Regions from separate parts of the Homo sapiens genome. Here region 1 is linked to region 2. Evidence: read pairs that join two places in POLR2A ChIA-PET (ENCODE). Cell type or tissue: GM12878. All regions are shown on one strand. Each heading gives the region's core, and the rest is flanking DNA. Links, peaks and the distances in the headings are about the cores only. Region 1 holds the start of LOC105377375 (a long non-coding RNA gene). Region 2 has its middle 61 kb from the start of CAMK2D.

Region 1 (7,665 bases), core at 1,445-5,444, 51 kb before region 2:
AAGAATCAAAACAAGATAACAATTGTCTGTGGATGGCAAAAGTCTTAGGATAGCCATGACTAATGACACAATCAACAAGAAAATCTGGTAATCAGGCCGGGCGTGGTGGCACACGCCTGTAATCCCAGCACTTTGGAAGGCTGAGGCAGACGGATCACCTGAAGTCAGGAGTTTGAGACCAGCCTGGCCAACATGGTGAAACCCCATCTCTACTAAAAATACAAAAATTAGTGGGGTGTGGTGGTGCATGCCTGCAACCCCAGCTACTTGGAAGGCTGAGGCACGAGAATCACTTGAACCTGGGAGACAGAGGTTGCAGTGAGCCGAGATTGCGCTATTGCACTCCAGCTTGGGCAACAAGAGCAAAACTCCATCTAAAAAAAAAAAAAAAAGAAATCTGGTAATCTCTGTGGCACACAATAATTTAACATAACAATCACAATTATTAATAACATATAGTGAGGCATATCAGAATTATAGGAATCTCATATAATTTTCAAATACATATTAACACATTTATAGGAATATAATCTAATGAAGGTTAAACAACATTTTTTATTTAACAATGTTTCTTATATGGGTTTAATATACCAAATGAGCCAAAAATATCTCTTTTGGACCTAAAAGTACCCAATGCTTAATTTGATCTTGAAAAGTTTGTCAGATATCAAAAGGTTTAAAACACTTGATAACACAGAACAGAATCCCAGGCTACTATAAGCCATTTATTTAGCCAAAGTGATAACTCTAAAAATTTTTTAAGCCAAAAACCTGTACTCATTGATAGAGGGGAGACTCAGCTTTCCAAACAATAAGACCCAATAAAGACAGCATGAGGCCAGTTGAATTTATTTCCTCCTCTCTCTTTTTTCTATAGTTATTTAAAAGGTAAAGAAAAATCTTTTGTTTTCCATTTTAGGCGATTAGTCTGTTGACTACCTGTTCCCTGTCCTAAGCAATTGTCAGCGAGGCAAGTCTAATTTGTATATCTAAAGGGACAACTCTTAGGTGAAATAAGATAGAGAATTTATATTTTAATCAAACCAAGAAAATATGGTTTGAGTAAAAGTTCATGTGAGATCGCCAGGAAAAGCAGATACTCTTACGCATGGAGAGTTGTCAAGAATCCCATTTTTACACTGAATCTTGGGTCCCAAAAAAGAGACACATACTATGGGATGGGACATTGCAACACTTTCACAGTGTATTTCATTGCAAGGACATTTCTCCAAGGCTGGTGGGCAACCCAACTGCAATCAGCCCACTCTGTAATCAGCCCATCCCCCATTCTATACCTTCTAGGTGCTCAAGAGCATGTTTTTCTTATCTAAATGCACAAAGAAAGGAGTACCGGCTTGTAGTAGTAGCTACTCACTATAAACAATTGCCATTAGACATTTTTAAAAGTATATCTCTTATTTAGCTATTACAAATTAAGGTTTTTTTTTAAATAATGCAAAGTAATTTCTGATGCCCACAAAAGTCAAAGAGGTCGGGTAACACAATGCAGTGCAAAACACAGCAGAGCCTTAGGTTTTGAGAGGGATCTGTCCACTTAGAATTATTTGGGTTCCATGAGGAAAACAGATTTCTCCCAAAACAGGGCCTGTGAGACCTCCTCTGTTTTTCCCAAGGCTGTCAGAAATTACCTTAGGTCCTCTCATGTGAACTTGAGGGTAGCAAGAGGACAGACAAAAGTAAATGGAGAAACAATTCAGTCAACTGAGAAGAAAAAATATATATATAATATATATATAATATATATTCAAAAAACAAGATCCAAGAAGAGAAAAAACATAACGGCCTTTTAAGTATGCATATAGCTTTGATATCCCCTTTTAATTAAGCTCACTTCTAAGCATAGAGCTCTTTTATTTAAAAATTCTTTTAAATCTTTTATTACGAGACTTTGGCTGGGACAAACAGCTGACACCTCTAGCTTTTAAGCCTTTTGTTTTCCTAAAGGTATTTTCCTGAGTGAAACCAATAAGCCTTAAGTAAGGTTATGACTTAACCACAGAATCACAGGTTGTCTCCAAAAAGATGGCAAGTGGTTTTTACAAGAGCTAGAATTGCCCCAAAGATAACTCAGAGAAAGAAAAATTCAAGAGACAAATTCAGAAGCTGTTCATGGAGGAGAAAAGAATCAATAAGTATTAAAGGTTACATAATTATCAAAACAAAAAGAACCTATTCCTTAAGCTGAGAATTGAACCAAGGCCACACACCTCATGAAAGGGCAAGGTCTATAGCTACTGAGCTACAGCATATGGCAGTTGCCACTGCTCTTCCCAGAAGGAGCCTAGAGCAGTCATGTTTTAGGTTGCAAAATATTTTTAACTGCTCAATATAACTTTTTACTTTCTAAAAAATTTTGCATTTCACTCTGTTGACCAGGATGCTCAAGATCATTTTAAAGGCTAGCTATGACATTATTACACGTCCTTCTTTTATTTTAAACCATTTTTTCTTTAATTGTTGAGAATAAGAGATCTCTGAAGTCCTTTTTTTCTGTTGATGGTGTACTTAGTTCCAATAGTGAGTGAATCCAAAAGCCTTTTGAAGTTCAGATAGTAATTTTAGAGGTTTTTACTATATAAGCAAAAGGTATATCTAGAGGGAGTAAAGGAGGCATCTACATGGTTCCCAAGAATTCATTCTCAGAAATGACCTAAGACAGCAAAAGACAACTAAAGCCACATAGAAATGGGACCATTTAAGACAAAACTCACCCAAGGGCATGACACATTCAGGACAAAGAGTGTGCTGATGCAGCTCAGACTCCAAGTCCTTTCAGGCTAGCTGCCTGACATGAACCTGAAAATTCCAGCCCTCCAGATGGTAGAGACCAGGAGAGGTACCCCCACATGGTCACAAGGTCAAGCTCCCAAGGACGTAAAACAAGATGAGAGGGAAACCTCATCTGGCTTTTTTTTAAGGGACCAACAGCAAAGTTTGTAGCTGACCAGTCTGCAGGGCTGGCTTGCAACAGAAGGCTTACAGAGGGCCTAGGCTCGTATTTTATCCTATGGGGCCACACTTTATGACAGAACAACACAGAAAGACAAATTTATATAGCTCAAAGTACACAAGATTTGCTACAGCTGAAGACTAGTCTCACAAATCCCTTTTCCCATTAATCAAAACCTTGCAGGGGAGACAAACAGTGATTTTCACATTTCATCAACTGGTTTACACAGAGAGGCCAGGAGTCTGGCTGGTAAGAAATGTTTACCTTTTCTGGCATGTCAGGTTTTAGGGTTCCCTCTCTCTGCAGCTTCTGGAAGAGCAGAGTGGATTTTGATGACCCTGCTCCCTGTGCCATAGCTGTGGGGGCCAAGCCATGCTACAAAAAAAAAAAAAAAAAAAAAAAAAGCACATCTTTTTCTGTTTTATGGAATCATAGGCAAAAGTCTCTCACTTTTTACAAGATGCCACCCAACAGGAGGCATAGGGGAATATGTTGTCAAATCAAACAGGGAAAAATGGATTAGGAAGTCAGTAGCTCAAACTCTGGAACCATGTGCTGTCAATTCTCCCCTCAAAAGGCAGCACCCACAGTCCATAGGATAATATGCCCGAAAAGATAGACAACAGAAAAGCCCACAGGCTTCCCTTCCCCGTAGGTGTGGGAAAGGGAGGAAAAGCGCTTAGCAGACTTAAAGATGACAGTCCTACCAGCTGAACCAATCAGCCATTGCAATCTGTCCTGCACAGGTGTCTATTCAATTTGAGCTGATGAAGTTAATGAAAAGTGAAGGAAAAGTAGGAGGAAAGAGGAAGGAAAAAGACACAACAAATAGGGGACAGGAGAAGAGAGAAGCATTGTCTGGCAGTCTCGGGGAGGCAAGAAGAAAACTCACCAGTTGTGGCAATGCTGAATCAAAGATTCAGGTGACCACCTGTCACCCATGAAGGAGGCAGGCACACCCCGCCATCATGCTGGCTCACAAGCCTCCTCCTTGGAGAAAAATGCTCACCACGTCCTATAATCCCGTCATGGTTGCCAGAGAACCTGTTACAGACCACAGGCTCTTTGGCTCCCATGTAACAGAAGTTAACACAGGGCCAAGCAGATTTCCCAGACAAGATTTTTATTTTGGGACTTGTGGTTGAGCAAAAGGGAGACAGCAGAGGTGAGGTGGAAGGATCCTCTGGCTGGCTCTCTGAAAAAGCCTAAAATCTGCAAGAGGTATTTTTTTATTTTTATTAAGCAAAGCACAGGAATTGACATCAGGGGTAAAGTATGCAGGCTGAGCTGGGCAAAGCACATGAGAAGTAGGGTATGCAGGTCAGCGCATCTTGTTGCTATGGTTTTCTTGAGTAATGGGCTACCTGGTGGTCTGGCCAGCAGCAATAAGGCTATACATCAATTGTTCAGCATTCCTTCCCAAGGTGGGACACTTCACAAGATTCATTCAATGTTTAGTTCTCCTAAAGCCAATTTCTGGAATTCTTTAAGTGAAAGGCATGGTTAACCATTATGAAAGCACAGAATGGCAGCTATTTCCTATGTGTGACTAAAGCCTGGGGTTAGTGGGCATAGCATCAGTGAGATAGTGGTGCGGGTTTTGTGAAGAGAAGAAGAAGAAAAAAAAAAACTACATGAAAAAGGAGTAGTATCCCATCCTATTCTATCTCCAGTAGATTATAAAATAGACAGACAGAAATGGATACTTTTCTTACTGTTAGTACCATTATATTTGTAACCTGAATCTGCTATATACAATTATGTCATAAATTTTGTAAAGTCTTAAAATTCTAATGAAAATTTTAAAATCTGCTGAGTCCATTTAAATTACATTCAAGGGCAAGGAACAACAACCGTAATAGAAAAATTTAACATGCAAACATTTAAGTGCTTATTCAACTACAAGAATTCTATGGATAGACAGAAGTGAGGAAAGCATGGTAGTTCAGGGATGTCATTAGCAATGTCATTAGCATTGGCTCTGGCTCTCTCTCTCTCTCTCTTCTCCACTATCCTTAACTTATAGGTCTTCATCCTCGTGCTTTTCATTTCTTGATCATAAAATTGCTGCTGCATTTGCAACAATCCTGTTTCAGGAAGGAGAAAAAGAAAGGAGCAAAAAGAAAAAAAGGTACCTGCCCATCAGCTCTGTGCCTCAGAAGCTCCTCTCCTCATTAGCCAGATCTGGTTCACACAACATTTCAGTTACCTCCTATTGTATAACAAAACACCACAATACTTAATGGTGAGGACTAAAATCTGACCTTTTCTTCTCTTGCCAAAATTCCCATCTAAGGGGCCTAGAAGGTATTGCCCTACAAATCACAAAATCTCATTAGATGTTTATTATTAATCACATATAATGTGGCTTGCTTTCCAACCTGACTCTGGTGTAGCATCACATGATAGATAGCAAATCCTGAAGGAAATCAAAATATTTCATCCCAAAATACTTTTATTTGATGTATTTAGAAATAACTACCACAGGGCCAACAAATTGAAATGGCCCTGCAAAGTCATATTTTGTGGGAGAAATTTGCATCTGTAGAGAATCTCCATTAATGCAGGCAGGTCTATCCTTTCTAGGCCTTTCCTGGATCTAGGAGAGATTAACTGTGAGTCTTACACCTTTAAGGCTTGAAAAGAGATATTTCCCATCTATTCTCACCCAGGGCTGCTACCTGAGAGGCTTTATCTACATAAGAAAAACCTTAACTCAAGCATTCCTTTCTACCGAATCCAAGTCTTTGGACAATAGTTTAACTCTCTCAATCAACTGTCAACTAAAGAATCCCTAAAACCCACCTATGACTTACAAGTTGCCCACTACACAACCCCCAACTCCACACTGAGATGTCCCACCTCACCCTGCAGAATCTTCCACATATAAATCCAAACTATAACCTGACTACCTCAGATACACTTTCCCAGGACCCCTTGAGGTTGTATAACCCCAGGCCATGGTCACTCATACTGGCTCAGAATAAGCCTCTTGACATCTATTTTGGCAGAATTTCGTTTTATTTCATCATCAATGGCTTTATAAAAGAAGAAAATAGCAAACAATTCTTTCATTTGCATACATTTCACTAGGAAAGGCCAGAGGATCTAAGACGGCTTCATCTATAAATCTGCCATTCAACTGGGATGGCTAGAATAACTGGGAGTTGTCTGGACCTCTCTACTTTATGATCTTTCTTCCTCCAAGATTTTTGTCTCTGTCCCCATGGACTTTTTTCTAGCCAGTAGCTGGAATTCTTTACATGATGGGTGGCTTCTAAGAGAGTGACAAACGGAAGCTGCAAAGTCTCTAAAAACCAAACACCGCATATTCTCACTCATAGGCGGGAATTGAACAATGAGATCACATGGACACAGGAAGGGGAACATCACACTCTGGGGACTGTTGTGGGGTGGGGGGAGGGGGGAGGGATAGCATTGGGAGATATACCTAATGCTAGATGACGAGTTAGTGGGTGCAGCACACCAGCATGGCACATGTATACATATGTAACTAACCTGCACAATGTGCACATGTACCCTAAAACTTAAAGTATAATAATAAAAGAAAAAAAAGAAAAAAAAAAGAAAAAAAAAAAAACTTGGTAAATTAAAAAAAAAAAAAAGATCTAGGTCCAGGCGTCAACCAATATCACTTCAACACAGTCCACTGGTCAAAATGAGTCACACAACCAGCCTATGTTAGTCTGTTTTCACAATGCTATAAATAAATACCTGAGTTTCAATTGACTCACAGTTCCACATGGCTGGGCGGGCCCCAGGAAACTTACAATTATAGCAGAAGGCAAAGGGACTTTCTTCACATGGCATCAGAGAGAGAAGAGTGGAAGAGCAAAGGGGGAAGAGCCCCTTATAAAACCATCAGATCTCATGAGAACTCACTCACTGTCATGAGAACAGCATGGAGGAAACTGCCTCCACGATACAATCACCTCCCATGAGGTCTTTCCCTTAACCACAACTGAAGATGAGATTTGGGTGGGGACACAAAGCCAAACCATATCACAGCCCAAATTCAAGGGCAGAGGAAAACAGACTTTGCCTCTTCATAGAAGGAGAGGCATACATATACAGGGATGGAAGGACTTACTCATGGCTGTCTTTGCAAATAATCCACCACACGTACATATTCTATTCCAATTGCTGTTCAGAAAAAGTTTTAGTAGATCAAAGAATGGTCACAACAGCATCTGCCTTAATTCAAATACTGTTTTTTTGAGGAATTTCCATTCATTTTTTTTTGTAACACACATATATATAACATTGTTTACAGCTTAATTTTAACTTATTATACAGTTTAATTTTAACTTTAAAGATAGAAAGTGTTTGTGTGGATGAACTATAGGTCATTTTTTGTTATGTTTTTCATTATCTCTGATTTTTTTATAATTATAATGTTACTTCCATATTATTAAAAAAATAATAAATGCTCTTCTCCAAAAGCTAAATATTTACTAGTGGTATCTTTTATAGATGTAACAAAAGTGATACACACATTCCCTTATAATTGGATATTTAGGTTTATAATTTTCTTATTAAATCATGCAAAGATAAATGTATATAAATCAGTTTTCCTAAAAATCTGTTTTCTAAGAAATAATATTTCTATTTAGATTTGGCCAGCAGTATATAAAACAGTCTGTCTAATCATATCTTCAGCAACATTGAGGATT
Region 2 (7,665 bases), core at 1,876-5,875:
CATTCCAATTTTTGTTATTTGAAGCACTTAATCAAATGATTATGTGAAAATTGCTACTTTGAATGAGACTAATTTTAAAAGGAGTCATTCAGTATATGAACTCCTTATGTTGCACCCAGGCATACCTCCTTTGACCTTGAAGTCTGACTAACCAGACGATTTTTTTCTTCTCTATTTAACAAGGATTTCTGAGAACCAGTATACTTTTTTTGGAAGGGAGAGAAAAGGACTTAAAAGCAATTATTTTCCCTCATGATGTAGCTGTCAGTACCAACCATGCAGAACAGGTATCTTTCCGTAATCTTCTCTTTAATAAAAGGTTTTTGTTTTGGCATTGCTTTGTTTATTTGTTTTGTTTTTCCTGCTCAGGTTTGAGATGGAGGAACAAATAAAGGAGAATATTGTGCTTTCCCTCCTCCATCACAATCCTTCTTACCACCTTTGCCTCAAACCCTTTCTATATTCAATCCTCCTAAAGCAACACTGTAATTTGAGAAAGAGAGAGAAAGAACTAGGAAAGAGAAGACAGAAAGTCTTATTAGGAGAGAGAGTGACTGGGATCTCCTGAGAGTTTGCACAGGCTCAGCAGGGAGGGGACAGACCTTGTCTAAGACTTTTAAAATAATTTATCCTTTATAAAAAATATAAAATCCTTTAATGCTGGACTAAAAGTAAGCCTCTTTCTCACAACACCTTTTCTGAAAGAGAGAAGATGTGAAACTTGTCTTCAAATAATTAAAGGGCCATAAGATTCAGAAACATCAGGCCTGCTATTTTTAAGAGACACATATATAACAAGTAACAGAAAGGATAGAGGAAAATGCTTATGAACTGGAAATGGATGGAAATGTAACACAAGCTACTTTTACATTTACAAGTTACATTCCCCTCTGCTGTCCTTCATCTCATTTTCCCACTGGCTTTTCTAACTCATGCCATGGTAAAAAACATGTGTCACATATCAACCTATTCACAAAATAATCTCTCTGCTCTTTAGTTCTAACCACAGTTTCCCTGAAGCCTCTGCAGTGGAGGCTGCTGATTCTTTCAAGTTTCATGAGCCCTGGTTTAAGTTCTCGTTTTCTGTGGCAAATGCTGTTTCCTGCCTTATTCCACCAGTCAAATATAAAAATCTGCTCTTCTTAGATTCAGACTAGACAGCTATGTCAACTTTTGTACTCTGTTATTTTTTAGTGATTGCCCTGCATTTACTAAATGCCCTGCATTACTAAATAGAATGAAACTGGTTCATTCTATTAAGTTGGAAAACTTCAGAGTCATACTATATTGAGAGTTTTTCTCTTATCAGTTGAGGTGTACAGCTTCTAAGGTGAACTCATGATCCCCATTTTCTGGCATTCACATCTTTGTGTAATCCACCCCCCGCCCCAACTTTAATCACAGGGCGAGCCTGTAACTTACTTCTAACCAACAGATTATGGCAAAGATGATGGGATGGCACCCTAGCATATGTCTCCTTGCTGGTTTGATGAAGTAAGAAACCATGTTGGGAAAGCTCATATGGCAAAGAACTTCAGGTGACCTCTGGGAACTGCGAATAGCTTCTAAATGATGAGAATTGACTGTAGGAGCTCAAGGCAGTTTCAGCTCACAACCAACAAGAGGCCAGAGCCCTCAATCCTACAACTGCAAGGAAATTCTTCCAGTAATCCGAGTGAGCTTGGAAATAGATTCCTCAACAGTCAAATCTCAAATGAGAACACACTCCAGCCAACACATTAATTGCAGCACTGTAAGACCCTAAGAAGAGAATCCAGCTAGGCAGTAACTGGACTCATGACTCACAGAAACTGTGAGATAATTAATATCGTCTTAAGCCACTGAATTTGTGATTTGTAACACAGCAATAGATCACTAATGCAATAATTTCCCTTTGCATTTCTTTCACAACTACCCACTCTTACAGCTTTACCCTCCATCTTGTCATGCCCTGCAAACTAAAATGTCTGAAAATTTTAGCTAACATTCTCTATAAACATATTTCCTATTTATTCTTTGACTTCCAAGTTGAAGACTTCCAGTAACTTGGTCTTCCTCAGATATCAATCCCTCTTTTAAAAATAAACAAACAAACAAACAAAAACTTTCACAAGTTTCTGTCTTCATTCTCCATGCATCTTGGACCTGGCTGATCATCTGAATTTTCATTTGATTTGTACCATTGCTTCTCTTATACAATTATCCTTTCCTGTCCTTTCCAAACCAAATCACAAAAATGATAATAGTTGCATTATCAACACCGATCTCTGCATACATGAGCACTATTCAAGGAAGCCACACATTCATATTGACACCTTTACAACTTTAGTATGCAAGAAATTGCTTCTTAATCCCAAACTCTAATTCTGAAATCTTAGCCCCAGACACTTACAACATCCTTAATAGTTTTACTTTAATTGCTCATCTTGCTCTTTGTAAAACAAATGTATTTTTGTAAGAAATATGTAGATTATCCTGATTGCTTCAAATATAGTTTTCTGAGGGATGTTTAAAAAGATATGAATATGCTATTTTGAATTACCCTATTTGGACCTTGTTTTCACTAGTAACCCTGTTTATATTTGATATACAAATTAGCATTCATAGTCTTTATAAAGCCTCATTCGCGATATATTTAAATGCCCTGGAGTTCTTGTTTCTATGATACTTTCACCTTTAACAATGTTTTCCATAAGTTATTCATAAGTATTATTACTCAAAAGAAGATGTTGAATTTAAGACAACAAGTTTGATGCAAAAATGTGAAGACCTATTAGAAGAAGATATTATATATTCAACTTACTATATGTTGTACTATCCAGTTTATTTTTTCCCAAAGAGTATTGTTCAACCAATGTGGAGAAGGATTGATGTGAAAAGGGCAACGATTACTGAAAAGTACTATTTGTTTTGAGTTAGAGAAAAGGCATTAGGTAATAAAAAATCTTTTGAAACTGAATAAAATACTTTTAAGAAAGATATCCTCATAAGATACTTGAAAAGAAGAAGTGATTAGTCATGGTTTTTCAGAGGCATTCAGTGAGTGCGGTCAGTGGGTGAGGAAATTGAACTCTCAGTCTGACTTCTGGACCACTCTTTGACATTTGGCCTATCCTTGCTTAGCTGTACTTTACCCTAAAGAAATAATAATTATATGTGCCCCCACAATATTTTCCAAAATGCTTAACATCCTAAAACAAAGGATTCTAAACAAAAAAGCAACTTGATTATAAATATGGACAGTACTATAAATATCAGAGTTGAATATTTTCTGTCTCCAAGAACAGCTTTATTTAGAAAGTCATTATCTACAGATGGCCAAGAATAAATCTTATTAAGATGTGCATGTTTGACAGCATTAACACCCATCAGAATCCAGAGTATTGCATTCCACTGAAGTGAGAGAATTGATATAGTACTTGTTGCCTATGTTAACAAACAATTCATTGAATAATTAATTAAATGGTTGAGAACATTTTTAACTCGTTAGAGTTTAACTTCCAATGGAACATAATGATCAGTGATATTATTATCATTGATCTGAGCAGTTTAACCCTAAAGCACAAAGATTTTGACCTCCAACTTTCATCTTCTCTCTCCAGTATATCTAAGGCATTTCAGCAACTTGTCAGCAGTCAGTATCACTTTTCTTTTTCTACTTTGAGGGTGGCAACTTTAATTAAGTAGTTTCTCCTCCTACTTTCAGATGCTCTCTGTACAGTAATATTTTACTTGTGATTTTCTCAGCCCTCCTACTCATTCCATTAAAGAGTAAGCCAGGAGCATACTTTCTCTGACTCAAGTTTTTAGTTTCTCCTTTGTTTCTCTTGACAGATAAAGTTCCCTTATTATATGTAACACCTATGGTAATTGCCATTGCTCAAAAAAAAAAAAATCTGTAAACTCTTTTCTAAATGTTATGAAGACATGCAGAAAGAAAAGTTCTTCACAAAATACAGATATTACTTCTATTTTTTTTTCCAGCATTCTCTGAGGGGAAAAAAATGTAGAAAGCTTTTCACCCTGATGTCTCATTAATTCTGACAACACCCTTAGAGGCAGAGAAGTGGCGAGAGCCATTATTCTTGTTACAGTGGAGAAAACGCTGAAAAACCCAAAGAGGCTAGAGATCTTGTTGAAGGTGACACACAGTTATTGGGAACCTGCAGGGAAAAAAATATACACACAAACTTTAGGCTTCTGACTCCCAGGTATTTCAGTCCGCTCTTGAGTCTGCACATAGGTATCTCTTTATAAAGTCTCCTTTAATTTGAAATGGTACAAGTAATTAATTGTGTGGCAAAAACATGTGGAGTGACTCAAAACCTAGAAAAATCCCAAACAACACCAGACAAACCCCTGCATGTCCAAACCTGCCAGTATGAAATATCACATTTCTAAGCAAATATTCAAGGCATCTTAATGTAATGGGATGCCAAATACTAAGCACTGGGTTGCTAAGAATTTCTCCCCTCCTCCTGGTGTGCTATCATTCATTCGGAGGCTGGAAACCTGAAAGCTACATTTCCCCAGACTCCTTTGCAGTTGGTGTTCTAAGTGCAAACTAGGTGCTGACAATAAGGTGTACTTATGCAAAATTTGGAAGACAGAAGTGAGGAGGAGACCATCTCTAGGTTTCATAGTTTGCCGTTCCTAGCAAACATGGTGATGGACATGTTTAGTGCTTTGCCAGTCCAGCTGTACATTGAGGTGTCCAGCGCCAAGCTTCCTATCCTAGCAGCAGCAGTAGTTGTCACTTTCCAGCCCATAGATCACAGCTAAATGTTTCTGTGTCCTGCTTATGGGACATAAATGGTGCAACTAGGATAATCACAGACTTCAGAAAGGCTCAGAGTTAGGATACAGCTGCCTTTGCCCTTTATTCACTTTCTAGTTATTAGCAACTTAATTTCCCTGGTTAGGGAAAGAGAGCTTAGCTTTCTTCTCTGTAAAATAAGAATACCACTACTTACTTTGGAGGGTTAGGGTGAATCTACCTGGAAGCATCAAGCATAGTACCTTAGCTCATTCTATCTTTACCGTCCTATCTTTGCCAAAAGCCCCAAAAAAGCAGAAATGTTATCTGTTTGGTTCACCACTCCATATATGATAGGTACTCAATAAATATCTGTTTAATAAATAAATACTCCCATCAGATGTGGATGTAGGGGAGAGGTCATGTTTAAACATGGCTCACTGGAATCTGTCCATCTTGTTACTGCGTTTGTGAGTTTGTGAAGGGGATAATTTAGAGACTGACAGATGCTTCAGTGAAGTACACTATATTTATTCCCTATCTGGCAAATATTTAGTTCTTAGTACATGGCATCTTCTCATCATCTATAGCATCACTACCATAATCATCATCAATGGAGTGCTTTTTCCATTTTTTTAAATGGTGTTTCCCCGCACCCAATGCTCCAAATTTCTAATAACCACGTGAAGAGGTGTGTGGGTTTTTTTTTTTGTTTGCTTGCTTGTTTTATCTTCTAGGATTACAAATTATTCACCTAACTCTCAAATCTTGTCATGCTTAAGCCCTAGAGCTAATTTTTCCTGAGCCTGTCCTGCCCTAGTTAGGTCTAGAATATACATTAAATTTACTTTACTGAAAACCACAAAATAGCTCAGAACATATTAGAAATATGAGGACTATATTACAGGATTATAAGTTATCTCAAAGAACAAGGCTGCTGAATGCAACACAGCTTCTAGAAGGACTAAAATCCATGAATGTAAAGCCAACAGGGATCATGAGAGTTTTATCTCTTTCTGTGTCCTTCATTCTTCTGTCTCTGCAGACTGGACTTCTGGACTTCCCAGATGATGTGGCAGAATTTGGTTTCCAGCAGCTCCTAGTGTTCATGTTATAGCTCCAGATACACAGAAACCAAATCCCTCTCTAGTTCCCAGTTTCAAATTCCTAGAAAAAAGTTCTAACTGGCCATTCTTGGATCTGGGCACACGTGTATTGAACTTTAAAACTGCACAAGGGCAGCAACTGCATGTGTTTTGATCACCTATTACACAGTGCACATAGCAGATGTTCAATATATTTTTATTGCATGAGAACTCTGGCCAAGGAAGTGGGATTATATACAAACATGGTTGCCAGGAGTCTACCCTTGTGGATTGAGTCTGGAATGCAGTTAAGATTGCCTTCGTGAACTGGACTGACCTTCCAAAATTCTCCCTTTATACTTACTCCATAATTTGGCTTCTGTTTCCTCTTCAACTTTCAATCACTCTCTTCCTCACTCCTCACAATCCAGCTACAGTAGTTCACTGTCTGTCCCATATGACAACATTTATTTTCCTATATCCAAGTTTTTCTAGTTTCGGTTTAGGCTGGAATGCACTTCCACTGGCCTTTTCTGTAGCAGCATATTCTCATCTTTTAACTGTATTCTCACCTTTACTCACATCTTTCAACATCACCATCTCACCTAATCATCCTACCATAAATGGCTTCCCCCAGTTACTCTCTGTCTTACCATGCTGTTAATTTTCTTCATAGATAGCATTACCATAATCAATAAATATCCTATATATTAATTTGTTCTTTGTATTTACTCTCTCTCCTATTTCATAAACTTAAGGATGGTAAACATCTCATCTCTCTTGGTCACAGTTCTCACCCCAATGTCTAGCACAGTGTCTGTAAAACTGTAGGGCTCCACAATCATTTGTTATCAATCTGGCAAGACATCAGGCTCTACCCATGTCTGGTCACTCTTGAGTTATCACTGAAGGGATAGTAGTTAAGCATGAGAATAAAATCTGAATACTTGAATTTATATCCTAGATCTACCATTCAATAGTCAAGTGGCTTTATTTAAAATCAGTAACCTTCTGATTCCACATTATAAAATGGCAAAATGATACTAATGCTAGCTAACTTTTCAATGGGATTATTTAAGGATCAAATAATATATTACATAAAATTATTTCATGATTGGAAAATGGAACATAATGTTACTTATAGTATAGCTATTAATAGTATTGTAACATTAATTTCTTAAAATTGAACTTTGAAGAGATAGAACAGCTGAACAGACCAATAATGGTTTAGGAGATTGAATCAGTAATAAAAATTATCTCATCAAAGAAAAGCCCAGGACCTTATGGATTCATCGCTGAATTCAACCAAACATTTTATGAAGAAATAATACCAATTCTCAAACTATTTCAATAATTGAATAGAGAAATCTTCCAAACTTAGTCTGTGAGGCCTGCGTTATCCTGATACCAAAACAAGAACAGAATACAAAAAAAAAGAAAAAGAAAACTATATGCCAATATCCCTGATGAACATATATGTAAAAATCCTCCACAAAATACTAGCAAAATGAATCCAACAGCACATTCAAAAGATCACTCGCCATGACCAAGTGGGATTCATCCCAGAGATGCAAGGATGATTCAACATATGCAAATCAATAAACAAGACATATCACATAAACAGAATGAAGAACAAAAAACATATCATTTCAATAGATGCTAGGAAGCATTTGATAAAATCCAACATTTCTTCATGATAAAAACTCTCAACAAATTAGGTACAAAAGGTGATAAAAACAATAAAAAATCTCAACAAATCAGGTACATTGTGTACATCAACACAGTGAAGGCCAAATCTGACAAACACACACTAGCATTGTACTG

Evidence for each region. ChIA-PET counts read pairs that join two places held together with the same protein. Peaks named below come from ENCODE experiments on the same cell type or tissue, not always from the same donor. Only the 100,000 strongest peaks of a DNase experiment are listed, where the experiment ranks them.
Region 1: POLR2A ChIA-PET joins it to region 2 with 7 read pairs; 4 of 35 experiments call an interaction of 5 or more read pairs at or near these places.

What each region holds. Positions count from the first base shown.
Region 1 is chr4:113,869,264-113,876,928 of GRCh38, reverse strand. LOC105377375 (a long non-coding RNA gene) reads right to left here and starts at 5,183. Exons shown (of 3, transcript XR_939087.3): 1 at 5,107-5,183; 2 at 3,236-3,346; 3 at 1-374. RefSeq lists an enhancer at 6,689-6,848. In GM12878, for the core only: no CTCF peak of the experiment used is centred there; no DNase peak of the experiment used is centred there.
Region 2 is chr4:113,818,795-113,826,459 of GRCh38, reverse strand. No RefSeq gene overlaps it. Among named protein-coding and RNA genes, the nearest start is that of CAMK2D, 61 kb to the right of the region's middle. In GM12878, for the core only: no CTCF peak of the experiment used is centred there; DNase peaks (open chromatin) are centred at 3,049 and 3,729; H3K4me3 peaks cover 446 bases; H3K27ac peaks cover 2,907 bases.